Linked DNA regions of Mus musculus: regions 2 and 3 are each linked to region 1. Evidence: chromatin loops called from intact Hi-C (ENCODE). Cell type or tissue: left cerebral cortex. All regions are shown on one strand. Links, peaks and the distances in the headings refer to the core of each region. The heading gives the core; the rest is flanking DNA.

What was found. Peaks named below come from ENCODE experiments on the same cell type or tissue, not always from the same donor. Only the 100,000 strongest peaks of a DNase experiment are listed, where the experiment ranks them.
Region 2: it touches region 1 in a loop (4-fold over the local background); 12 of 42 quality-filtered maps call a loop at or near these places.
Region 3: it touches region 1 in a loop (2.7-fold over the local background); 22 of 42 quality-filtered maps call a loop at or near these places.

The regions. Positions count from the first base shown.
Region 1 is chr13:99,089,944-99,098,085 of GRCm38, reverse strand. No RefSeq gene overlaps it. Among named protein-coding and RNA genes, the nearest start is that of 2310020H05Rik, 6.1 kb to the right of the region's middle. In left cerebral cortex, for the core only: a CTCF peak has its summit at 4,563 (motif pointing right); a DNase peak (open chromatin) is centred at 4,561; H3K27ac peaks cover 494 bases.
Region 2 is chr13:98,920,607-98,928,748 of GRCm38, reverse strand. Tnpo1 (transportin 1) reads left to right here and starts at 2,365. Exons shown (of 24, transcript NM_178716.3): 1 at 2,365-2,498. The coding sequence starts at 2,484. It overlaps Gm52051, which reads right to left and starts at 4,337. Exons shown (of 2, transcript XR_003950643.1): 1 at 1,343-4,337. In left cerebral cortex, for the core only: no CTCF peak of the experiment used is centred there; DNase peaks (open chromatin) are centred at 3,554 and 4,528; H3K4me3 peaks cover 1,429 bases; H3K27ac peaks cover 1,048 bases.
Region 3 is chr13:98,865,688-98,873,829 of GRCm38, reverse strand. It overlaps Tnpo1 (transportin 1), which reads left to right. Exons shown (of 24, transcript NM_178716.3): 7 at 3,509-3,590; 8 at 6,662-6,784. Among named protein-coding and RNA genes, the nearest start is that of Gm34995, 54 kb to the right of the region's middle. In left cerebral cortex, for the core only: a CTCF peak has its summit at 4,620 (motif pointing left); no DNase peak of the experiment used is centred there.

The DNA.
Region 1 (8,142 bases), core at 3,303-5,802:
AACCCACCCCCCTAGTGACATATCTCCTCCAACAAAGTCACACCCACTCTAACAAGGCCACACCCCCAAATAGTGCCACTCCCTATGGGCCTCTGGGGACCATTTTCATTCAAACCACCCCAGTGTGCTTGGCCCTCCCTACCTGAGTCTCTGTGCATTGCAACAGTGAAAGGTGGCCTGGCTCAGGCAACTTTCATCCCAGAGCAGGGAGAAAAGACCACAAGCAAGCAGCATGGGACAGAACAGAGAGGCCAAGGCCGGAAGCCTTGAGTGCAGAAACTCATGCCTGCTCTCTGTGGTACCTGGGGCAGCCTTTAGACCAGGAATTACAGACAACAGCCTGGGCCTGCAGGGGAAGCATGGGCTGGATATGCAGTAGTTTGTTCATTTTAACCCCAAATTTAGCTATGCTCAAGTTAACAACCAGCCTCCTGAGCATGGTGGTGCATGCCTGTAATCCCAGGCTTACCGGAAGGAAAGCACAGAGATTGAAAGCTGAAGGCCGAGCTGGGCTGCCCAGCAAGACCCTGTCTCCATGATGGTGATGATGATGACAATGACGGTGATGATGATGATGATAGCAACCAATTAAAAAAAATCTAACTAACCAACTTAAATGGTCAGTAGTTCTTTCCTGAAGTCTATTCCCATTCTGTACCTAGCCCCTAATGACCCTTAAACACCAATCAGAAAAGGAGAGGAACACATGATAGGAACAGATAATTAGAGATGCTCACTGATTCCACACGCCATTGATGCCCTTCTTCCCCCCTCCCCTCCCAAAATAAAACCAATAGCAGTTCGAAGGCAGTTGGAAATAACTATTTTGGAGAACCTTGAGAAAATGGCTAAAAATGCCATAAAACGTCGAGTGTTGGATTGATTCGCAGCGACAGGGACTAGAGCCTCAGGGATGTAGCCTTCACTTGATTGGGAGCTCCTGCAGTCAGCCTGGGGCTCTGCTGGACTATCACAGGGCTGCATCCCTGCTCTCTGCTGTCTAATGCTACCCTGAAGAGGAGGCAGGATGTTGCCATGGAAAGCCCTTAGTGCTGGCAATTCAAAGCCAGGCTATTTTCAGTTTGAGATCAGCAGATGCAAACTCTGTATCATGTGGTCAGGCTTTGATGTAACTATATGCAGGGATTCCCAACACCCATGCAATACACACACACACACACACACACACACACACACACACACACACACGCATGCATGCGTGCATCAAGAAAACAGAGAACCAACCAAGCAAAGCTTCTGATGATAGATTTATTTCACACTCAATTCTCTTTTTGATAATGTGAGATCTGAACCTGAGAAGTGCTGAGGACGATAGAATCTGCCTTCTTCTACATCCCACGTGCAGTACGGCAATGTTATCTGCTGATCAACAGCAGAAATAGGCAGAAGGCATGCTTTAAGGTGCATCTTCTGTTCTAATAACAGACCAACGGTCAACCCAAATACACAATTTATTTTAGGAAAACAATGCTTTGTATGTGTCTATGTGGGTGCATTGTGTGAGGGGTGTATACACTTATAAGGCCAGAGGTCAGGCAAGCACGTGTGTGACTCCTAAGGAGCCGTCCACATTGTCATTTAAGACAGGATCTCTTAAAGCACTGGTTCCCTGACCAGGAAATCCCAAGGACCTGCTGGTTTCCATCTCCCCAGGAATGACAATTATGTGACAACCACTTCCAGATTTTTTTACTTGAGTTCCAGGGATCGAACTCTGATATTTATGCCTGTCACTCAAACTTGACTGACTGAGTGATCTTCCCAGTTCCAAAATGTTATTTTGGGTTTTGCTTTTCGTTTGTTGTTTGTTTGTTTGTGAGGGGCAGGTGTTTTAATGATATCTCTTACAACCAAGCTGAACAAATTTCAGAAATACCAAGTTGAAGAAAAGCTACAACCAAATGAGTATCTCTACTTTGGTTTCATTGAATGCAAGTTCGAAAACCAGTTAACTGTAAATGTCAAGAGTTGTGGGTGTCTTAGGGCAGGGAAAGGCTAAATTCACTGAATTCCATACCAGGAATTCCCTGGAGGGATGAAATGTCCATTTGATGCGGATGGTGGAGACCTGGTTCAACAGACTCAGCACCATGCCGTTTGCACCCCACCTTCCCAGTACTGTACTGAGTACACCCCACCTTCCCAGTACTGTACTGAGTACACCCCACCTTCCCAGTACTGTACTGAGTACACCCCACCGTCCCAGTACTGTACTGAGTATATCCTACCTTCCTAGTACTGTTCTGAGTACACCCTACCCTTCTGAGATGCAGCTCTCACCTAATCAGGACATTTTTCTCAAAACACTGCTAATCTGAAATTGACCAAGGTAGAAGGAACTTAAAATTTTAGACTGATACAATCAGATGTGGGTTCTGTTGTTCAGTCTTTGTTTTGTTTTTAGTGCTGGGGTTTGAGCCCAGGACCTCCCACATGCTAGGCAAGCACCTTATCCATGAGCCATATCCCCAGCCGCCACCCCACACCTCCAAGTGTCTTCCTCAAGCCCTCATGGGTCTACTCTGAACTGATTATTACCGTGACCACAGTAAGTAACTAGCATGATATATGACTGCCTGTGATTTATCTACAGCAGTGGTTCTCAACCTGGAAGTCGCTATTCCTTTGACAAACCTCTATCTCTAAAACTATTTACATTATAATCCATAAAAGCAGCAAAATTACAGTTATTAAGTACCGTGAAATAATTTGATGGCCAGGCTCTAGAGCATTTTTTTAAGTAGTGATTGAGGGTGTGGGCCCAGGCCATTATGAATGGCGCTATACCTGGGCTGGTGATCCTGGGTTCTATAGAAAGCAGGCTGAACAAGCCAGAAGGAGCAAGCCAGTAAGCAGCACCCTCCACCGCCTCTGCATCAGCTCCTGCCTCCAGGTTCCTGCCCTGCCGAGTTCCTGTCCTGACTTCCTGAATGATTAGCAGTGATGTGGAAGCCTAAGCTGGGCAAACCCTCTCCTCCCCAAATTGCCTTTGGTCACAGTGTTTCATCACAGAAGTCGTAACCCTGACAAGGACACCATACCAAGCCTAAGTGAATCCTACTTTATAAAAGCATGTTTCAAATGTTAAAGCTCTTGGCATGCAAATAAAAATAAAATAAAATAAAATAAAATAAAATAAAATAAAATAAAATAAAATAAAGCAACTTAACAATTGTTGAATGTTTAGTTCACAAGTACTCATTGTATGGCTTATGCATTTATTTATTATCTGGGACTGGGAGTAGAAGCCAAAATTTACACGTGCTAGACAATTCTCTACCATTGAGCTTCAACCCCAAATAGGATACATTTTCCAATGCTTTTTGTGCTATGTTATCATAGTCTTTGAGGTGGGTGCTTCATGTCAAATTCCAACATGGAAAGCTAACCAAGAGTCCTCTCCTAGAGTTGACCCAGACAGAGCCCCTGCTTAAAAAGGTAGACGTGATTAAACATTAGAACATAGCCTTCCTGACTTTTCCTATATTCACCTTTTATATGGAATAAAAAAATACCATTTATACACTGCTGCACATTGTGATCTGTTTATTTAATCACCCACACTCATATTTCTTTATTTTAAAGATAGTGTCTCAGTCTGTTGCCAAAGCTGACCACAAACTCATGGCAATCCTCCTGCTTCAGACTCCCAAGTACTGATTCATAGACTGGCCCATCTGACCCCACCGTCAATGCCTGGCATGGCCATTCATCTGCACAAACATTGTGCATTGGCTCTACGTCTCGATGTTCGTAAGCTTTCTGCACTATGTACCTGTTTATTTAATCAGCCTCCTCCTGCTGAGCGGTTGGTTAGGCATTCACAAACTATCATCATCCCAAAATGTAACAATTAACAGCCTTGTGCTTGGTTGAATCATTTGAAATGACCACACTTTTATACATCGAATAAAAATAAAAGTGAACATGTGGGCTTCGTGGTATACACGCTCTGGGATGTGCATTTCTTGAAGTAGGGTTACTGCTCTAAGGATATTCAAAAAAAAAATCTCAAGGGTTATTAATATCTCATTCTCCTAAAGAATACAGGTTTACCCTGCACTCGGTGGTGCATGCCCTACACAGGAAAAAAAAAGCGTTCATCCTTCTGAATCTATTAGAAAAATCATCCCTCAGAGGTTAGCGTTCTTCCTTTCATTGTTAGTGGGGATGCTCAACATCTTTCTGTATGCAGGCTGCATTCCTCCACCACCCTCCAATTTCTACCTGCACAACAGACAGACAGACAGACACGTACATAGATACATAAATGAAAAAAAAATAAAATCTGGTTTCAAAAGACCTGTATTGAAAGCTCCCTTTACAGGAGATAGAAATGGGCTATTTTCCTGCCTTCAGATTTCTGATACTGGACACACAGACAGGTTGTGTCTGCTCGCAGTGAGCTTCGTTGACTTTAATCTTCTGCTTTCTGAATGTTACTTGGTTGGGAAATCCGGCTTGCCTCAGCGAGGAAAGGCATTCTCTCACCTACAGGTCCTGCACAAGGCTGCCTCTGTGCAAACGTGTTGCCTGGCTACCAGCAGGGGGCCCGGCAGCTCTGTAGGCTTCCTGACTGCCTCCATTTTCTCTCCTCCTAAACAAGGCTGTCTCTCCAGCACAGAGAGGTAATTGCTGGCTTCTGCTTAGACAGACTAGCTTAGCGAATTAAAGTCGTCTGGCTTCCACCACAGCAATTAGTATGCAAATTACCGGTATATTACCTGCCTAGTCATAAATTACATTGACAAACTTAATATTCACAGATGCAACATACCAGTGTGGATCATTTTTCTGGTTTCCAGTGGTAGCAGAGCAGAGCGATTCATCACCTTATTGAACCGTAACACATTAAATCAACAGTTGAGAAATTAAGCATTTTTCAAAGCATTTTGTTATGCACTTATTTCTTTCAGCGGGCAATGAAGCAGAGCATTAAATATGTGGTGTGTCTCCATAGACTAAATGGCCAGCGGATACATTTAAGCCTAAAATAGTTCTTTTGTAACAACAACCAAAAAAAAAAAAAAAAAAAAAAATCCACAGCAAAGGAAAATCTATGAAGTAACACAATCTATTGAGTCCTCTTTAATGTCATTAGAACCAAATACTCTCTTTTCTAGTTCAGTTCCCAGAACCGTGAAAAACCACTAATCCCAATATAGAGTTGATGCGAACACTGTTCACTAATGGGAAATGTCTAAGCCCAAGGATTTGAGCTGCATAGGCTGACAGTAAATCTTTATGGTAAAGCGGTGTATGTTGGTTAGCTCACTAAATTAATTGCACCTAACTATGTGGGCTTTGCCAGTTTTAACTAAATACACTTTTGAGTCTTTTTACTGAACAGGGGGTGGGGGTGAGTTCAAATCGAGAGAGACAAGTTCAAGTCTGTTCATGACTATAGTATCGATCTTCTTCCATTATCCGAGAGATAAGCTGCATTCTTCGTCAGGTCAGTGACGTGACCCCTGAGCTCGGACAGACTCAGCACTGGCCCCAGGCAGATAGTTTCTGTCAGTGTGCCAGACGCTCTCCAAGTGTTTTGTCTGCAAAGGCCTCCAAGGAGCTCGGGAGAGTCCAAAATTCTTCCCTCCCAGGCCTGCCTGCACACTCCCACAAAATAGAACGGCCTTTGCTTTCAGATTGTGACACTGCTATGCAAGTGATCAAAGGACATGTCTGTTAATCATTTAAGCAAGGAAATCCGAGAAAGTTCACTAGAGATGGCTCACAAGAATACCCCGAGAGAGACTCAACTTCAGAGGTGCAGATAGAGCTAACCACAAATCGACCACAGGGCTCATGTCTTAGGCGGGCTATTTGACTTTGAAAAGTGAGTTTACATACACAATACTATCTTTTGAACCAAACCACCATGTCCCCTGTAGAGATGGGATAGAACAGCACTCTCCTGGGACAGCCTGGGCCTGTGGTATCTCCTGTGTCCCACCCCCACCCTCACCCTCCCACCCCCACCATATCTGGGAATGTGTATCATCACTCCAAACACTGAGAAGAGCCAGTTTGGGCCTGCCTTTCCCCTCAAGCTGTCTCACACCTCCCTCAGGGGAGCTCACATCTTGAGAGGTAATAAATTATTTTCAAGAATCTCCCCGCAGAATGAGGCAAAGTGAGGGGAAGAGGAGTCAGTGCAGTCCCTGTGTGGCTCCAATAAAGGAGGTAACATTCAAACTTCCTCCCAGGTGGCTTCATGTCACCCACCCAGGAGCAGGAAGAGCAGAGCAGCACCCGGAGCCGGAGCTGGAGGAGCTGGCAGGAGGTGTTCCTCACCTGTGTGGCAGACAGACAGTCACGTGACTCCAGGGCAGCTGACTCTGACACGCATCTTCCACTGAGCACACACAACTGTGCTGTGACCAAGTCACTCATCAGAATGTTCATTTACATGTCAAGATAGAGTCTCCATCTTTATTTTAAAATGCCAACTTTAAGGGCTTATTTGAAAAAAAAAATAAGGAAGGAGGAGAAAAAGAAGCCTCGTGTGGCGCTATATACCTTTAATCCCTCGATTCCGGAGGCAACGTTAGGGGGATCTGACTTCTAGGCTAGACTGATCTACACAGCAAGTTCCAGGACAGCTGGGGCTGTTACACAGAGAAACCTATCTCAAAATAAACAAACAAAGAAGAAAAATGGATAAAAAAGAGTTTATTTGTATCATTTAACTGGATGTGTGTGTGTGTGTGTGTGTGTGTGTGTGTGTGTGTGTGTGTGTGTGTGAGCGCAGGTGCCTGCAGAGGCCGCAGGCATTGGCTTTCCTTGAGCTAGAGTTACACATGGTTGTAAGCTGCCCGATACGAATGTTTGAAACTGAACTCAGATCCTCAGATGAGCAGTGACTGTTTTTAATCAATGAGCTATCTCACCAGCCTCTAAAATAGCTTCTTTATAACAATCTGATTATTAGAATAGACTTTTAAGTCTGAGCACAAAACCTTTACTCATCAAGAATTGTGCTTCTTTAAAAATTATTTTAACGGGCAAGTAGAATTACATATTTTACAAATGTGTACATTAATCATATGTAATATGATATTTCGAAGTATGTCAACACTGTAGAATGACTACATGGAGCTGGTAAGATATGAATTACTGGACTGGAGAGATGGCTCAGTGGTTAAGAGCACTGACTGTTCTTCCAGAGGTCCTGAGTTCAAATCCCCACAACCACATGGTGGCTCACAACCATCTCTAGGGAGATCTGATGCCCTCTTCTGGCCTGTGGATATATATGGAGCAGAGCACTCAAACATTAAAATTAAAACATTAAAATCAAACATTAATTAAAAAATTTAAAAAGCTTAATGACCCACAAAGACTTAGCAATCTGGAGGGCAGTCAAAGGCCTTCCTAAGTGACTTTCAAAACTACACCACATCATTATTAACACCGTTACCACTGGGACAATAGATCTGTCTCACTGAAATTTGCATCTATTGACCATGTATTGTCTCCTAAATCAGCCCCTAGCAACTGGTAATCACCAGTCTACACCCTGGTCAAAGAATTCAGTCTTTCCTGGAATCCACACCGGTGGCTTTGGCTTTCATTGTCTGATTTATTTCACTTTCTATGTTGTTCTCTGAGCTTGTTCAAGAGCACACAAATGATAGGGTTCTCTTATTTTTAAAGAGTGAGTAGCATTGTGTTGTGTCTGTTCGCTACACCCTATCCATACTTACTTCAGTGCCTTTTGAAACACACCGAGAAGTGAGATTACTGGATCATAAGATAGGTCTACTTTAGTTTATTAAAGAAATCCCCATACTGACTTCCATAGCAGGTTTGCTAATTACCATTCCGACCAAAAATAGCCAAGTGTTCTCCTTTCTCCCTCTCCTCCATCCTCTGGTAACTACCATTTTCCCAGGGATGAAGCGCTGTGTTATTATGGGTAATCTTAACTTCCGAGAAGATCAGAGCTGTTGCTCTCTTTCATACACCCGACATCCATTTGCGAGTCTTGTTATGGAAAATGTTTGTGCTTGTGATGAGAGATTCTGATCGTCAGTCTGACAGGATCTAGAAACACCTAAGAGAAAAACCTCTAGGCCCCGGCATAGTCTCACAAGAGAGAGCTATAACTGGGTCCTTTCA
Region 2 (8,142 bases), core at 3,265-5,764, 170 kb after region 1:
GATGGTTGTGAGTCACCATGTGGTTGCTGGGAATTGAACTCAGGTCCTCTGGAAGAGCAATCAGTGCTCTTAACCACTGAGTCATCTCTCCAGCCCCATCTCAACTTTATAATATCTAATAACCAAGAATTTTTTGTTGTTGTTTTCGAGACAGGATTTCTCTGTGTAGCCCTGGCTGTCCTGGAACTCACTTTGTAGACCAGGCTGGCCTTGAACTCAGAAATCCGCCTGCCTCTGCCTCCCAAGTGCTGGGATTAAAGGTGTGCGCCACCATGCCCTGCCTAAAGAAAAATTCATGTGGGGTGGTGGTAACACATACCTTTAATACCAAAAAGTACCAAAAATAAAATACCAAAAAAAAAATGTTTTTCTTTAAAAAGAATTCAAGGGAATAAATCCTTTTATATATACTAATTAATATTCAATCCTTCCTCCTTCCAGTTAGCTTTGTTTATTCCCAAAGTAGTATTTAGGTAAATTCTTCTTCATTGCTTGGTGTAGGTCCTACAACAATCCTTAGTTGCTCATCTTTAGTTTTATTTATGTGTATGAGTGCTTTGCTGCCACGCACATCATGGGAATGCCTAGTGTCTGTGGAGGTCAGCAGGGCATTGGACCCCTGGAACTGGAATTATGAACGGTTATGAGCTACCTCATGGTTGGAGACTAAAACCCAGGTCCTCTGCAAAAACAAAGGCTGTTACCCTCTGAACCATTTTCCCAGCCCCTAATCTTATAGATTTTAATGCTATTTTATTTTTTAAATCTCCAGCAATGTAAGATTCAGTTACCACAATCACACAATCATCTGATTTTTACAAGTCTCTACTCTACAATGAAAGCTTTTAAGTATAAAATAAGACCTGTTTACATTTTTCCTTGCAGTAAATTTTTTTGCAGACTCACCAAACTGCTCTGGAGGAAGGTTTACATTAAATTGTTTTTCTTAGGACATATTCCTTCTTAGAAAATTCCTTTCCAAGAACACTACTCTATCTAACTTCTATTAAATCAACATTTAAAAATGTTTATTTTATTTGATAGAGACAAAGTTTCTCTGTGTAGGCCAGGCTGGCCTGGAACTCAGCAATCTGTCTGCCTCTGCCTCTGGAGTGATGGGACTAAAAGTGTGGGCTGCCATGCCTGGCCATATTTTAGTAATTTTAAATATTTTCCCTTTCAATTTTCAGCTTTCTGATGATAAAAACCATCTTTTAGTCTCAAACTTTGAGTTAAGCTAATTGTAACACTAAAAAGTATTACAAGTGAAGATTTTTAAGCTTCTTAATAAATAAGTTGTAAATATTTAGCATTTTTCAAGAATTAGGTACAATAATTTTACCTGTAAAGTGTATGGAGAGCAATCACTGCCTAAACAAGAAGTATGTAACACTAAGGCAGTTGAAAGCACTGATGTGAAGATAATTCTCGCTGGCCACTCACTCAGAAAAAAGGACCACCTTGCTGTGCATATTTAAAATACTCATACGTGGTAAGTTTGTGTAAAAATAACCAGGCAGGGAAGAACGATTCTTCCAAGACCGGGTTTCTCAGTATAGCCCTGGCTGGCCTTGAACTCAGAAGTCTGCCTGACTCTGCCTCCCAAGTGCTGGGATTAAAAGCGTGTGCTACCACTGGGAAGAACAATTCACCTCTCTTCATTACCATTATTGCAACTGGCTTGAAAAGTGCCTACCTCTCCCATTTTAAAACACTTTCAGCTTGAAGTTACAGTACCTCTCTGGTGGTGGCTGTATAAGGAGAGAGGAGAGCTTATTATCTCCAAGCTCAGGGAACTAGCTTTATAGTAGAAACATACCTAGAGATGTAAACCTAATTTTCTAAATCATTTCATTTGGTTTTATATGGTAGTTTCGTGCTACATCAGCACATTTCAGAAGCCCCTGTGTTATCAAGGGGGCCGCCGTCCGCCCACACCCTTCTGCCTTGTCCCAGGAAAGCTGTAACAGTTCGACTGTGGGACGAGCGGCCTGGTGGGTGTCGCCGGGCTCTGGGCTCGGCGGTCTCCCGGGGGGGACACGAGTGCACTCCGGGCACGCACGTCACCTGCCGCCGGAAGGGCCGTGCATCTGGGCGTTCACACTCAACGGGCTGGGCAGCGGAGGCCGCGACTGAGCCCCAGGCTGGCTTGTGGGGGCTGCAGTGGGCGCGAGGGGGTGTGAGGCGGGCACGGGGCCGAGGCGTCGACCCCGGGACCCCGCTTGGTGAAAACCGCTGGGGCGCGCCGCCCGCCCGCCCGCCTTCCCGACGCAGGCCAGCAGGCCCAGGCCGCAGTTTTCCCAGCCCCGTCGCCGTTGCCAAGGCGACCGCCGCCGAAGATTCCCGCGCCGGGCTCCGCCCCCCGGCCAATCGGACCGGCGCTCGCCGGAGCCCGGATTCTCTTTGTTCCGCAGCCATTTCAGGCCCCGGACGGGAGGCAGCGCCGCTTCGGCAGAAAGGCCCGAGCGCCGGAGGCCTCTGGGATGGTGTGGGACCGGGTAGGTTGGCGTGAGGGTGCGTGGCCAGGGCGGAGGCGGGTGGGAAGCGGCCCGAGCGAGCTCCGACCGGCCGCCGCGCCGAGGGGACCGCGCTCCGCTGTCCGCCCTCTCGGACGGGGCCTGGCCGTTTGGAGCCCGCCGGCGACGGCGCGGTTCTAAGCCCAACAGCTGCGGTCCCGGGCGCCCTGCGGGTCCCGGACAGGGCAGGCGGCGCCCCAGGAGCGGGAGGTCGGTCCTGGGGGTGGCGGGAGGCTGGCGGGCCGAGCCGCTGCGATGCCCGTCAGGCCGCACGGTGCGAGGGCCCGAGGTCGCCGGTCTTTGTCCCGGAGCCTCGCACACTCCGGTTTCTGCAGCCAGCTGATCCGTCTCCCCCGAGGGCCTGCTGGCCTCGCGACCTGTGAACATAATTTTAATGTTTGTAACTACGGGTTTTGCTTAGGTTTGTGGGTTTTGCACGTCTGCCTCTGTCTGCCCACGCCACGGGGAAGGGCCGCCGAGGAACAGACCCGCCACCACAATCAAACTGGCTTTAGAAAGGCTTTCTTCCTCTTAGAAATGATCTCGCGGGGCTTAATTTTTTTTAATCACGTGGGGTTTGCAGGGATTGTTTACAGTTTCACTTTGTTACGCCAGTCGCGAATCAGCTGTTAACTGTAGAAACGAAGTCAGAGGCTGTCCACTAGTTGGGGAGATTGTATTAAGAAGCTTAGTATGTCCTGTTCGAAAAACAGTGATGGCTTCAATGAGTACGTAAGCAATGCTTTTCCCCCCTAAAGAGAAGACGCTCCTTAAATGCAAAATATTCGGTGAAATCAGTATTTGGAACTGACCTGTCTGTCTGCAATGTGCACGCTCAGACGTGTTCATCTTTAGGATACCAAAAGTACCTGCTGGGTTTTGAGTTTCCCTATCGAAACTTTCACTTAAGTGTGGTAAGAAAGTGTGCTAATGAAGTAAGTGGATGGTTTGTAGTTGGTGAGAAGTGATCCTTGTTACTGTCCTGTAACCCTCCGTCCTGGTTCTAGAGAATGGCTGGTCTATGTGGAAATTTGCAAGTGCAAAGGAAAAATACTACTTTAGAGGTGGCCGATTTATTTTAAACTCCTTGACACTTGCCGTGTGTGGGTGAATAGTGGTTTGGCAATTCAGCTTTTACTTGAGTCCGTGTACACCTACTGCACTGTGAGTGGTTCGTCTTCCCTTTCTGAAGAGGGCCTCGGCCTTCCATTAGCCATGTGCTTTTCCATCCTGCCCTGGCCAGAAATTACTGAATTCCTCCCACTGAAAGACCTATAGAAAATATTTTTGTATTTCTCCCTCCATTCCTAAAAGCCTTTTTGCCATTATATAATAGCAACAGGATAGAATTTTATCTTAAAAAAAAAAAAAGATCCTAGCTGTGCCTTTTTGCCATTATATAATAGCAACAGGATAGAATTTTATCTTAAAAAAAAAAAAGATCCTAGCTGTGACTATTTCCAGTATCAATAATTGTTATAGTCATTGTTTTATGACTATTTTTTTTTACTTATGTTAAAGTGATTGTGTGCATTCAGTTTTCTTAAATTGTGTTGAAATGTGAACATGTGCTATATTTAGAGGAATTTCTTGTGTTTGTTAGCCATATTGGCAAGCTTTTTTTTTTGAAAAGAAATCAGGTTCTAAGGAAGCCAAGTCAAGTTCCACATGAAGTAAATGTAACCAGAATAAATGAAAGAGAGGAAGGTGACAGCATGCGGACTGCCTTTGGAGGCAGAGGCAGGCAGATCTCTGAGTTCCAGGACAGCCAGGGCTCCACTGAGAAACTCTGTCTCCAAAAACAAACAAACCAGGAAAGAAAGAAAAGAATGTGGTATAAGATGCCAAAGATTTGGCCCTCCCCACCCCCCCCAAATGCTTACGTGCAGAGATTGAGAGAGCTGAACTAGAGTGTAACTGGTGATTTCAGAATCACGGAGGACAGTGCACCTTCCAAAAGGAAACTTCTCACAAGATGAGGTCCTGCTTGGCTAGTGTTAGTAAGGCTCTAGCAGGTTAGAGGAGTGTATTCACTGTTGGACAGAGGTTTGTGAGAGTGGGTGGACTGTGGTTAGTCAGGTAGAGGTTAGGAAGGGAGGTTCTCAAAGCCTTTGTGTGGTTCTGACACATCTATCCTAGGCACTGTTCTTAGAAGGACTGTAGTTGGTGTGATGAGTAGAGTATTCGCTTTCAAGCATCTTCATGCACAAATGAAACAAGAAACGAGGATGGAGATTTGTCTTCAAAAAAAAAATTTTTTTTTTTTTTGAGACAGGGTTTCTCTGTAGTCTTGGCTGTCCTGGAACTCACTCCGTAGACCAGGCTGGCCTCGAACTCAGAAACCCACCTGCCTCTGCCTCCCAAGTGCTGAGATTAAAGGTGTGCGCCACCACACCCAGCTCACATCTTATTTCTAAAAGGCAGTCAGTGGCAGTGGAACTATTTGAATTTAGTACAGAAAGGAGACAGGTGGCTCTCAGTGTGAGGGGTTTGAATCATCGGTGTCCTTCTAATGGCTTAGGTTATGATACAAGGTAGGCTTGTCCTGCATGTGGATGGGCAATCTAAGCCAGGCCCTTTGTAATTGTCAGTGTAACGTGAAACAGGTTACATCATCTCGGTTGTGTTCTGAGAACTGAGTTCACTTAGGAAGCTCTCAGAACCAGGCCCACATGGAGTCGATGCTCCACAAATCACTAATGTTCTCGTCATCATCGTTTTCAGTGTTTTTTATAACTATGAGAAATAAACTTAAAATTGCCAATTTCAGGATGGTACAGTAATTTATCTAAGCCCTTCAGTGTATTTTCTACAAATGTGTATATTTACACAGTTGAGATTTTATTGCATAAGTAATTTTCTGCTTGCATTTTCTTAAGCTAATAAGTGATATTGTTTGTTTTTTTATGAATGTGTAATGTTTGTGTGAATTTCTCTTAAAGAGTTTTTAATTGTTTTTTGTAGTTACATAATCACTACACCGAACATCTTTGTGCATGAGACAATTAGCTGCACTTTAGATGTTTCTTTGAGATGCTGGGTATCATTCACGTTTCTGAATTCATATTGTCTGGTTACTTTTGCTTAAGGCAAGTGTGATGGTTTGTGTATGCTCGGACCAGGGAGTGGCACTAGTAGAAGGTGTGCTCCTGTTGGAGTAGGTATGGCCTATTGGAGTAGGTGTGTCACCGTGGGCTTGAGCTTTGTCCTAGCTTCCTGGAAGTCAGTATCACAGAGGTGAAATCTTCTGGGCAGTGTTTTCTGTGAGCACAAAGCAGCTGTGTTCTGGATATAGCCAAGGTTATACCTCCTGCTGCTGCTGTACTTGAAGGGTCACTCAGGTGGTACTGGTTTGAAGACATGAAGAAGTCATGAAGAACAGCTGAGGCTTGGCATTGTGAGAAGCCATGGAAGGCCATTGGTGAAGGTGCAGCCTCGGTTGCAGTTAATGGCACAGGACTGAAGGATTTGAGACTTGGCACCATGAAGAGAGCCTATGAGAGGCGATTGGTAAAGCCGAGTTGCAGCAGAAGGCCTCAGAATATTGGGGATGTTCTTGGCTGATCACCAAGAACAGCTATGGCAGTGGAGTGGATCAACCTGAGCTTAGGGTGCTACAGAGGGCAGAGCTGGAGAAGTGATGCCAGCCCTTTCGAGGAACCCAGAAGATCATGTGTGGATCTCAGATATTGAAACAAGAATCTGTGAAGTTGAAGTTGACTTGGAGACCCCAAGATACTAAAGATGCCAGAGCCATGAAAGCTGCTAACAGGAGTGGAACCAGCCCAGGAGAAAGCAGTTTCAACACAGATGAAAAAGGAGTTGGAGATCTGAAGACTGCTTTGACATCAGCCTTGGAGATGCAGAGTTTGGAATTGGCTCAGCTGGTTTTCTGCCTTGCTTTGGGGATTACAGTTCAGTGATTGGATGAATCTCAGAAGAGACTTTGAAGTTTGAAATTTTAACATTGTTGAGACCACTACAGACTGGGGACTTTTGAAGTTGGACTAAATGTACTTTTATGCTATGGCTAGATATGGCCCCCATAGACTCATGTGTTTGAATAAGTCTATGGGAGCCAGGGAGTGGAATGTGATGGTTTGTATATGCTTGGCCCAGGGAGTGGCACTATTAGAGGGTGTGTCCCTGTTGGAATAGTTGTGGCCTATTGGAGTAGGTGAGTCACTGTGGGCATGGGCTTAAGACCCTCATCCTAGCTGCCTGGAAGTCAGTATTTTGTTAGCAGCCTTCAGATGAAGATACAGAACTCTGAGCTCCTCCTATACCATGTCTGCCTGGATGCTGCCTCGTTCCTGCCTTGATAATACTGAACTAAACCTCAGAACCTGTAATCCAGCCCCAATTAAATGTTTATCCTTATAAGACTTGTCTTGGTCATGGTGCCTGTTTACAGCAGTAAAACCCTAACTAAGACAGCAGGTTTATTTTTCATGGTGGTGGTTTGAGACAGGGCCCCTCTCTGTAGCCCTGGCTGTACAGGAACACTTTCAGAAGACCAGACTAGCTTCCATCTCACCGAGGTCTGCCTCTGCCTTCTGAGTGCTTGGATTAATGTTGTGGACCGCTCTGCTCTGCTCTTGGTGGTGGTTTGATCTTTATTGCTGTTACTGTCTGTGTGAGTAGTGTTAGAGATTGAGCTCATGACCTCATGCAGGCTACATGTTGAGGATGGACTAAGTTATGCGCGCTGACCTTGAACTCACTCTAGTCCAGGCAACCCTTACACTCTTCATCCTCTTGCTTTAGCTTGTGCTTACAAGCCTCTACCGTTAGGGCTGCTGTTGTTTGTTTGAAGACAGCCTCTGTTGCTCAGGGTTAGCCTCAGATCGTCCCCTTCTGCCGCCATCGTCCCTGTGCAAAGGTAATAGATGTTCACTACTATGCTAGGCTTGCTTGAGGGAATTTGGTAATGTTTATGAAATAAATAGAAGCAGCATAATGCTAATGCACCACTGTTGGGCGACAAAGGAGAAGGAGGGGGACTGAATTAGTGCTCCTTTCCATTGTAGTCAGGAGGTACCTGTAGTCATCTGTCTGCTACATATCATTTCTTATACCGAATTCTCATCATCATAGTTCTGTGTTACACATGGAAATTATTTTTCTCTGATTGATGGGAAAAGGTGGAGATGCATTTTGCACAAGGGCTAGATATGCAAGCCTGACTCTGAATCTAGGTCTGTCTGTCTGTCTAAAAGATACTACTTGTACATTTCTGTGTAGTACATACTCCAAGTAATGAATGGTTAAGTTACAAAATTAAACCAGACAGACCTTAACTTTCCACATTTTAGAAAATGGAAAAAAAAAATCTTTACCAGGAGGAAATCTAATTGTATACATAGAGATATATAATATATATAGAGAGACATCTGGATTCTGAAATGGTTGCAGCAACAATATGTGGGCTCAGCATTCTTAGTAATGCTCTCCAACAAATGGCAAAGAGAAAAACCAAAGAAGTCACAAATTTGATTAAATTTAGTGACTAAGAGAAGTTTAAAGGCCCATTAAGTAATTGAATTGAAAACTATACTCGATGAAGCCCATTCCTGGTGAAATAAATGAAAGTCTTAATGGAAAATAAGCCAAGAAGACTAGAGCT
Region 3 (8,142 bases), core at 3,265-5,764, 220 kb after region 1:
GTTGTACTTTATGGGTGTGTGTGTGTGTGTGTAGTGCATTGCTATTGCTGTGACTCTATTGTAATCTGAGACAGGTACAGTAATAGATTACTGCGCTGCCTTCAGCACCACTCTATGCTTAGCATCCTAGGACTGTGCATTGTCTTCGTGATCGCAACTCTGGATGAGTGTGAATTGTACGTTAGTGCTTTCCCTTAGAACTTTCCCTGCTGCCTGGTTTGACCACCATGTGTTCTATGAACAAGTTCTTGGTGTTAATTTGGGCATTGTAAGTGGCTTTTCTCTTTGAATATCTGTTTGAACATAGTGCTTCCTTGACCTTGGTTTTTGTTTGGTTTTTGTTGTTGTTGTGTTTTTTTATTCGGTTGGTTTTATAAGATTTTATTTTGGGGGCTGGAGAGATGGCTCAGTGGTTAAGAGCACTACTGTTCTTCCAAAAGAAATTCATAGCATCTACATGTCAGCGCACTCTCGCTCTCTCTCTCTCTCTCTCTCTCTCTCCACACACACACACACAAAACACCAATGCACATGAAATTAAAAGAAAATAAATATTTTATGTGTCTGGGTGTTTTACTTGCATGTATGTCTACTCCATATGCATGCAATGCCCATGAAGGCCAGAAGTTAGTTTTGGCTCTCTGGAACTAGAGTTACAAACAGTTGTTAGCTGCCATGTTGATTCTTGTTGATTCTGTTAGATTCTGTTAGTGATATATTCTATTTCCCTTTTTAATTTAGTTTATGTGAATTTTTCATCTCTAACATAATTTTTTCCCCCTAAAATCTCAATTTGCTTAACTGAATTCCTCTCACTTTGCTTTTTTGGCTATATGGCTGAGGTTTTCATCCATTTTGCCAACTTTCTCCACTGTGCTTCTGGCTTTCCTTTAGTTGGTGCCTTGATTTCTTCCCTAATTGATCTGTTTGTCTCTGTCCTTTTTGAGGACATTGATCATTTTTTGCTGTTAAACCTTGAGCTGTGGGTGGTGGTAAGATCCTGGAGAGAGAGAGAGCCTGTGACCTGGGCCCTTCACACTTCTTTGTTTCTGTGTTGCAGTTCGCGACTCTTTGGTTTGGAAACCTCTTCCTCTTTATTTAGGGGGCTTATTGGGGAGCAGCCTACTTGGGTGGCTCAGTTAATTCCCAGTTCCACTTCTTGAGGAGCAAATAAAGCGTTACAGCAGCAGCAGTTGCGGCAAACGGTGCATGAGAGGCACAGGGTCTGAGTCAGTGGGCATTCTACTCATCAGCAGAAAAGAGAAAAAGGCAGTGTAGTGCATGTGCCATGCAACTGAAAATCTAGAGTAAATGTGGAAATGGTAAGCGGGTCAGATGAAAGGAGGAGGAAGGCACACAGGGAAGACATGCTAAGGAGGTGAAAGGAAGATCAAGGAGATTATAAAGGGGAAGAGACAGCAGGCAGTTCAAAGATAAAAGGATTCTCCAATAATGAGGAAATATGTGACCAGAATAAGATGCAAGTAAGAAGGGGAATAAAGCTAACAAAAGCTTTTCAAATATAGAAGCTGGGCGTGACAGTGCTGCCTTTAATTCCAGCATTCAAAGAGGCAGGCGGGCAGATCTCGGGGTTGAAGGCCAGGGAGTAGGTCTACATAGTGACGCGTTCCACGATAGCAAGGATGTATAAAGAACCCTAATCTCAAAAAAACAAAACAAAACAAAACCCCACACAACCCAAAAACGAATAAATAAAAATTGCAAAGATGAACGCATCGCGCGGTGTTAGATGGTCAGCGTGTACTATTTCAGAGGGCCTGAGCTAAGTTCTCAGGACCCATACTGTGGCTCACAGCCACCTCTTAAGATGTGAAAACTTGAGTGAATGGTGGTGGCTCACGAATTTAATCCCAACACTCTGAGGCAGAGTCAGGTGGATCCCCCAAGTTCAAAGCCAGCCTGATTTACAGAACTAGTTCTAAGACAGTAAGGGATACTCAGAGAAAACCTGTCTCAAACGGACAAAAATATACGACACCCCAGTTTTTTTTTAAAATCACCTGTATGCGTCACTCCAAGGACCCCTTCAGTAACTTACACAAACACATACAAATACACGTGATTAAAAACAACAACAACAACACTATGAAAGGGTTGTTTGACCTCCAGAGGGGTCACAACCCAAAGGTTGAGAACTGCTGCTGCTCTGGAGGTCAGGATTCCATTTAAATAGCATGTTTCTCCCTAGCTGTCTTTCTTAGTCTATTGCTGTGGTGAAGAGAAACCAACCTCAAGGCAACTCATTAAAGCGTTTAACTTGGAGCTTGTTTACAGTTTCAGAGGCTTAGTCCTTGTCATGGCAAGAAGCATGCCAGCAGGGGCAGAAGGGCAGTAAGTCCTGATGCACAGGCAGAAAGAGTCAGACTTCCCCCCTAGTGACACACTCTCTCCAACAAGGCCACTCCCACTCCAATAGGGCCACACTCCTAATACTTCTTTCAGACAGTTCCACTTCCTGGTGACTAAGCATATTAGGCTCAGATATATCAGCCTATAGAGGCCATTCTCATTCAAACTACCAAACTAATGCATTCATTAAAATAATCTGCTTTGCCAGCCATGATGGCAGATACTTTTGATCCCAGATCTTGGGATGCAGAGGAGAGTAGATCTGTGAGCTTGAGGTCAGCTAACTGGGGCTACAGAGTAAAAAGAAAAAAGAGAAAACTTTGATTTAAAAATCTCCCCTGTCAGTGTAAACTCCATGCACACGCAGTTCCTCTGTGCCCTGGTTTAGGGACCACAGTGTCATACTGGGTTCTAGGCGCTCTTGAACAGGAACTTTTGAGTGTTTTAGCAAATCACATTCATTTAAGATATGGCTCATAAAAGGTAATGGGGAGTGATTGCTGCACTGCAAGGAGAGCCTTAGACAGTGGAGACTTTCAGGAGTGCTAACTTTACTTTTAAAGTTATTTTCTGGTACATCTCAATGCAGAAGAAAGTCGCAGTGGTGTGGAGCTGCTGATAAGAACAGAACAGCTTGTCAGTGTGGTAATGGAAACGATGAAAAGTTCTATCCACTAAACGTGTGGGTTAAAGACAGACTAAATATTATCTGGCCTACACCACACAAGCATTCCATAATGGGAATTGAAATGGAAATGGGTTCAACTGTGCTTAAGTTTGCTCTGTACTTACTAAATGTTCAGATGTTTCTAAAGAGAGCACATAGTTTCTCTTCAAAGTATTTTGTTCTACAGAAAAGAAACTGCACAGAAAAAAACCCTATATTATTTGAGTAAGTGTTATTTGTATAGCACCACGCAGGTCTTACTCAAAATTAATAAAGTCAAAGTGACTGGCTACATGCCAGCACTGTTCTGTTGTTTTTAGATGCTGTGGAGCTATGGTGCTCCACAACTGCAGTTCCCGCTTACGGGGTCATTGGTGTTGTACAGATCCTACAGACACCATAGTATCTCTAGAGATGCGCCTTTTGTTGTAACAACAGTAAGCGTATGCTGATGTGTGCCTTGGTTTCTAGGTCTCATGCTGTTGCATGTGTCAATCAGTTCATCATCAGTCGGACCCAGGCGCTCATGCTGCACATCGATTCCTTCATTGAGGTAAGACTGCCCCAGGCTTGGACTAGTGCTGATGGGATTCAAATTGGATACAATGTTACTAGGTTTTCCTAGCTGAAAATAAAAGCATTCTTTATGTGCTAGAACATTGGAAATGTGATCCAGATATGGGTTATGGAGTGAATATATGTGGTTCTGCCTCCTAGTTTGACTGTTTAGAAGTCTTCTTCAATATACCATTCAGTTTGTACATGCACGATTTTCCTAGACCATGAGTAACCTTTGAAGCAAGCAAACACAAAATACTTAGTAAGATTGGATGAAGTTGGCCTGTAACAATCCAAAGGTACATACTAAAAGAACAGCTACATAATGTTGACCTGACTGTTAACTGCATTACATGGTAGTCTTAAATGGCCTCAGTATACAGGCCAGACCATTTAGGAATAACTTTCTGTTTTTCTATTGATTTACATTATAAATATAGAGGACTCAAGAAAACTATTAGCTCTTAAATACTAAATAATGTCTTAGTGGCATAACTGCAGAAGAATAAGGTCATGCTCATGGGGGCTCACAGACTAAACCACCAACCAGAGAGCATTCAGGGGCTGGACCTAGGCCCTTACATACTGGTAGCAGATGTTCAGGTTGGTCTTTATGTGGGTCCCCTAACAATTGGAAGTGGAGTGGCTGTCTCTGACTCTGTTGCCAGCCATTGGATCCCCTTCCCCTAGTTGGACTGAGTCAGGCCTCAGTGGGAGAAGATCATGCTGCCACTTTGATGTCCCTGGGGGCAGGCGGGTACCCAAGGAGGGGATTCCCTTTCTCTGAGGAGAAGGGGAGTGGGTAATGGTGGAGGGATTTGTGAGGGCAGGATGGGGGGGGGGTGCTGCTGCTACGGGGATGAATAATATGATAGATTAGTGAAAGAGACTAAGATCTGGCCATGGGGGCTGGAGAGATGCTCAGTGGTTAAGAGCACTGCCTGCTCTTCCAGAGGTTCTGAGTTCAATCCCAGCAACCACGTGGCGGCTCACAACCATCTGTAATGAGATCTGACGCCCTCTTCTGGTGTGTCTGAAGACAGCTACAGTATACTTATTTATAATAATAAATAGATCCTTGGGCCAGAGCAAGCAGGGTTGACTGGAGCAAGCAGAGCCAACCAGAGTGAGCAGAAGTCCTAAATAAAATCCCCAACAATCACATGAAGGATCTCAACCATCTGCACAGCTACAGTGCACTCACATGCATAAAATAAATAAATAAATCTATTTTAAAAAATAATAATCTGGCCACAGTCCATAAGCAGAGCAGTTTCTTTTCAGAACCTCTTCCTGATTGCAGCAAGCAGAAAAGCTGAAATTCTAAGAAGGGATGGAGTCATTTTAATTTTCTCAACAGCTTCTTTCTGAATTCTCTCTGTGGACCAGGCTGGCCTCTTACTTCCCGGATCTGCCTGCCTCCACCTGTCCACCCCGCCCCACCCAGCCCAGCGTGTTTAAGGATTTGTAAGAAGTGGTGTGTGCATGAGTCCTGGGACAGTTGTCAGTTCACTCCTGCCTTGCTGAGACTGAATTTCCTGTTTCTGCTACTGTGCTATAGACTGCAGACTGTCAGGCCTCCCTCCGGGCTTCCTGGCCGCCTTCTCTGTCTACAGCCCAGCTCACTGTAGGTGTTGCTGGCATTGCAAACGAGTGTCACTACATCAGGTTGTTTTGTTTTGTTTTCCCCTTTTGAAAAAACAAAACAACAGCTGAATGCTAGGGGCAAATCTCAGGTTGTTAGACTTTGGACACAGCGTACATGCTCACTCTGAGCGGACTCTCTCTCGCTTTAGTGTCTATCTTAGAGTGGCCTTGAACTCTTGATCTCTCAGGACAACCAGAGGGCACCAGCTTCTGTGCCCATCCTAAAGGTGGCTTGGTCTTAGTAAAAACTTGTTATAGTCAAAAATTATCAGTGTGGACCTAAGATTCCATGCAGGCTAGTTTCAATTCCTTTACCAGCTGGCACATTTTTAACCCCTGCTAATTATTAATCTATGAAATGAATAATATTAGTATCTTGGGCTGTGACAATTGGATATACTATTCTGTGTAATGCTCCCACTTATTAACCTTCTAGAGGAGTTTATAAGCATTAGCACAGGAGTGGTGACTGTTCACTTTCCTCTCTACTAGTAGGTAGGTAGTTGACTTGGTGAATAGCAACGATCTAGGCTTGGGTTGTTCTCCGGCTCCCTCTGCTGCTCCAATAGGGAAGTGAGCACTTACACCCAGAGGATGATGCAGTGCCATTAGTTTGTTAATTAGCTTGTGGGTGGGTCTTTGAAACAGGATCTAGCTTAGGCTGTCCAGGAACTTCTGCCTCAGCTTTCAGACAGCTAGGACTGCACATACAGCAATCCAAAAAAAAAAATTTTTTTTTTAAATTACATACAGCTGAGCAGCTGGGAAGATGGCTCAGTCTGTAATATGACTTTAGCTCAGATTGATTTCTAGCACTCAACATAAACAGCCAAGCATGGCATTGTGTGCCTATAACGCCAGCACTGGGGTGGGGTAAAGGAGGAGAGATCCCTTCAGCTTGATAACCAACAAATGTCAAGAAGAATTGTGAGGCTTCAGGTTTAGTGAGTGAGCTCACCTAATTAAAATGGTGGTGGTGGTGGTGGTGGTGGTGGTATAGCAGTATAATAGACTGGCTGTGGGATACCTCTGGTCTCCACGTGCACACACTCCTCTCACACACATGTACTTACTTACCTGCATCACTTACATGCCTATACCCTGCACACAAAGCCTGGCTGTCATTAAGAGTGGTGTTTTAGGCCTGGAGAGATGGCTTAATGAGGAAGTACCACTCATCTAGAGAACCTGAGTTCATTCCCAGCACCCACATCAGATGACGCATAACCAACTCCAACTCCAAGGACTGACTTGGCCTCTGTGGGCACTCGTACTTTGTGCAACCCCCAGATGTGTATGTGCACAAAGGAGTTCCAGATTAGCCACAGTGCACAAAGAGACTTTTTCCCACAAAATCAAAAAGGAGAAAATAGAAATTATGGTCTAACTAGGAGGGAACCTGTGTTTCGTGTACAACAGAACCTCTTTGCACTGGCTGGCGACGAGGAAGCAGAGGTGCGGAAGAACGTGTGCCGGGCGCTTGTGATGTTGCTTGAAGTCCGGATGGATCGCCTGCTTCCTCATATGCACAACATAGTCGAGGTAACCAAAGCATCCCCTTTGAGGGAAGACACATGAAATAGATATGGCTGTTTTTAAATTGTAAATCCTCTTGGTCAGTTTTGTTTTTGTTTTGTTTTGTTTTGTGAGATTTAAGTTATTATTAGAGGGGTTTTTTTTTTGTTTTGGTTTGTTTTTTGTTTGTTTTTTTTTTTGGTTTTTTTTTTTTTGGTTTTTCAACACAGGGTTTCTCTTTGTAGCCCTGGCTGTTCTGGAACTCACTCTGTAGACCAGAGTGGCCTCAAACTCAGAAATCCGCCTGCCTCTGCCTCCCAAGTGCTGGAATTAAAGGCGTGCGCCACCACTGCCCGGTGGAGGAATTATTTAAACATAGAGACTAGGTTTTGCTCATCATGACTAGGAAATTCTCATTAAAAATAGTATGCCGAGTTATAGGTATTTGGGGGATATTGGGTGATGTATTCTTGGATTGTTATAAAATAAAATTAAAAATTGAATCTGTCAGTTTGTAGTTTCATTATCAATATGATTCGCCTAATTTTGTGACTTAGCAGAAGGTTGAGGTTTCTAAGAAGGACATTGGCAAGGTGGTGGGGGAGCAGGGCATCCTGCATCCCAGCACTAGAAAGGCAGAGGCAGGCCAGCCCGGTGTATAGAGCGAGGTCCAGGGCTGCAGGGACTGCACAGAGAGACCCTAGCTTGGTTCAACAACCCAAGTAGATGTTAAAGGTTTTTCCATTCTTGTGTAGTTGAAGTCAGGTCACTAGGAAACATATCAGTTGCACTTGTTTAAGTGAAGACTCTAGAAGATAGAGAAGGGAAGCAGTTATTTAGGCTCCATGTAGTACCACTAGAGTCAAGCTCTACCATCTGATTTCATAGTGCAGAATAGAGTCCTACTTGTTTATTATATGGCTTTCCAAGTGCTTTAAGCAGTGTATTATTAGCCTCACTTGTGTGCTGTGTGATGAGAGTGGGTCTCTTAGAAATGGAGTTACAGCATGGTAGACTCTGCAGAACCCGGGGTGTTCGGTGGTTAGCAGTTGAGGGCTCCATCCCCAGCGTTCAGTCTCACAGCTGCTTGTTTGAAGCTAATTAGAAACTTTAACATTTTATCACTTGGTGTAGGCCACGCCTAGGCATCCTGATTTTATAATATATGTAACACTTTATGAGCAGTACACACATAGTATTTGACAAGTAGTAGAGCGGGCCTGTGACTGTTTCCATACTTGCCATGCAGTGTGTTTCAGTCCAAAAGAGAGAGTGTACTAAAAATACATCAATTGACTTTGATTCTAGTCCCAGAGATAATGGGAAATTTCGGAAGTGAATTCAGCTTGGTATATTCAGACGTCATGATAAAACACCTTGTTGAA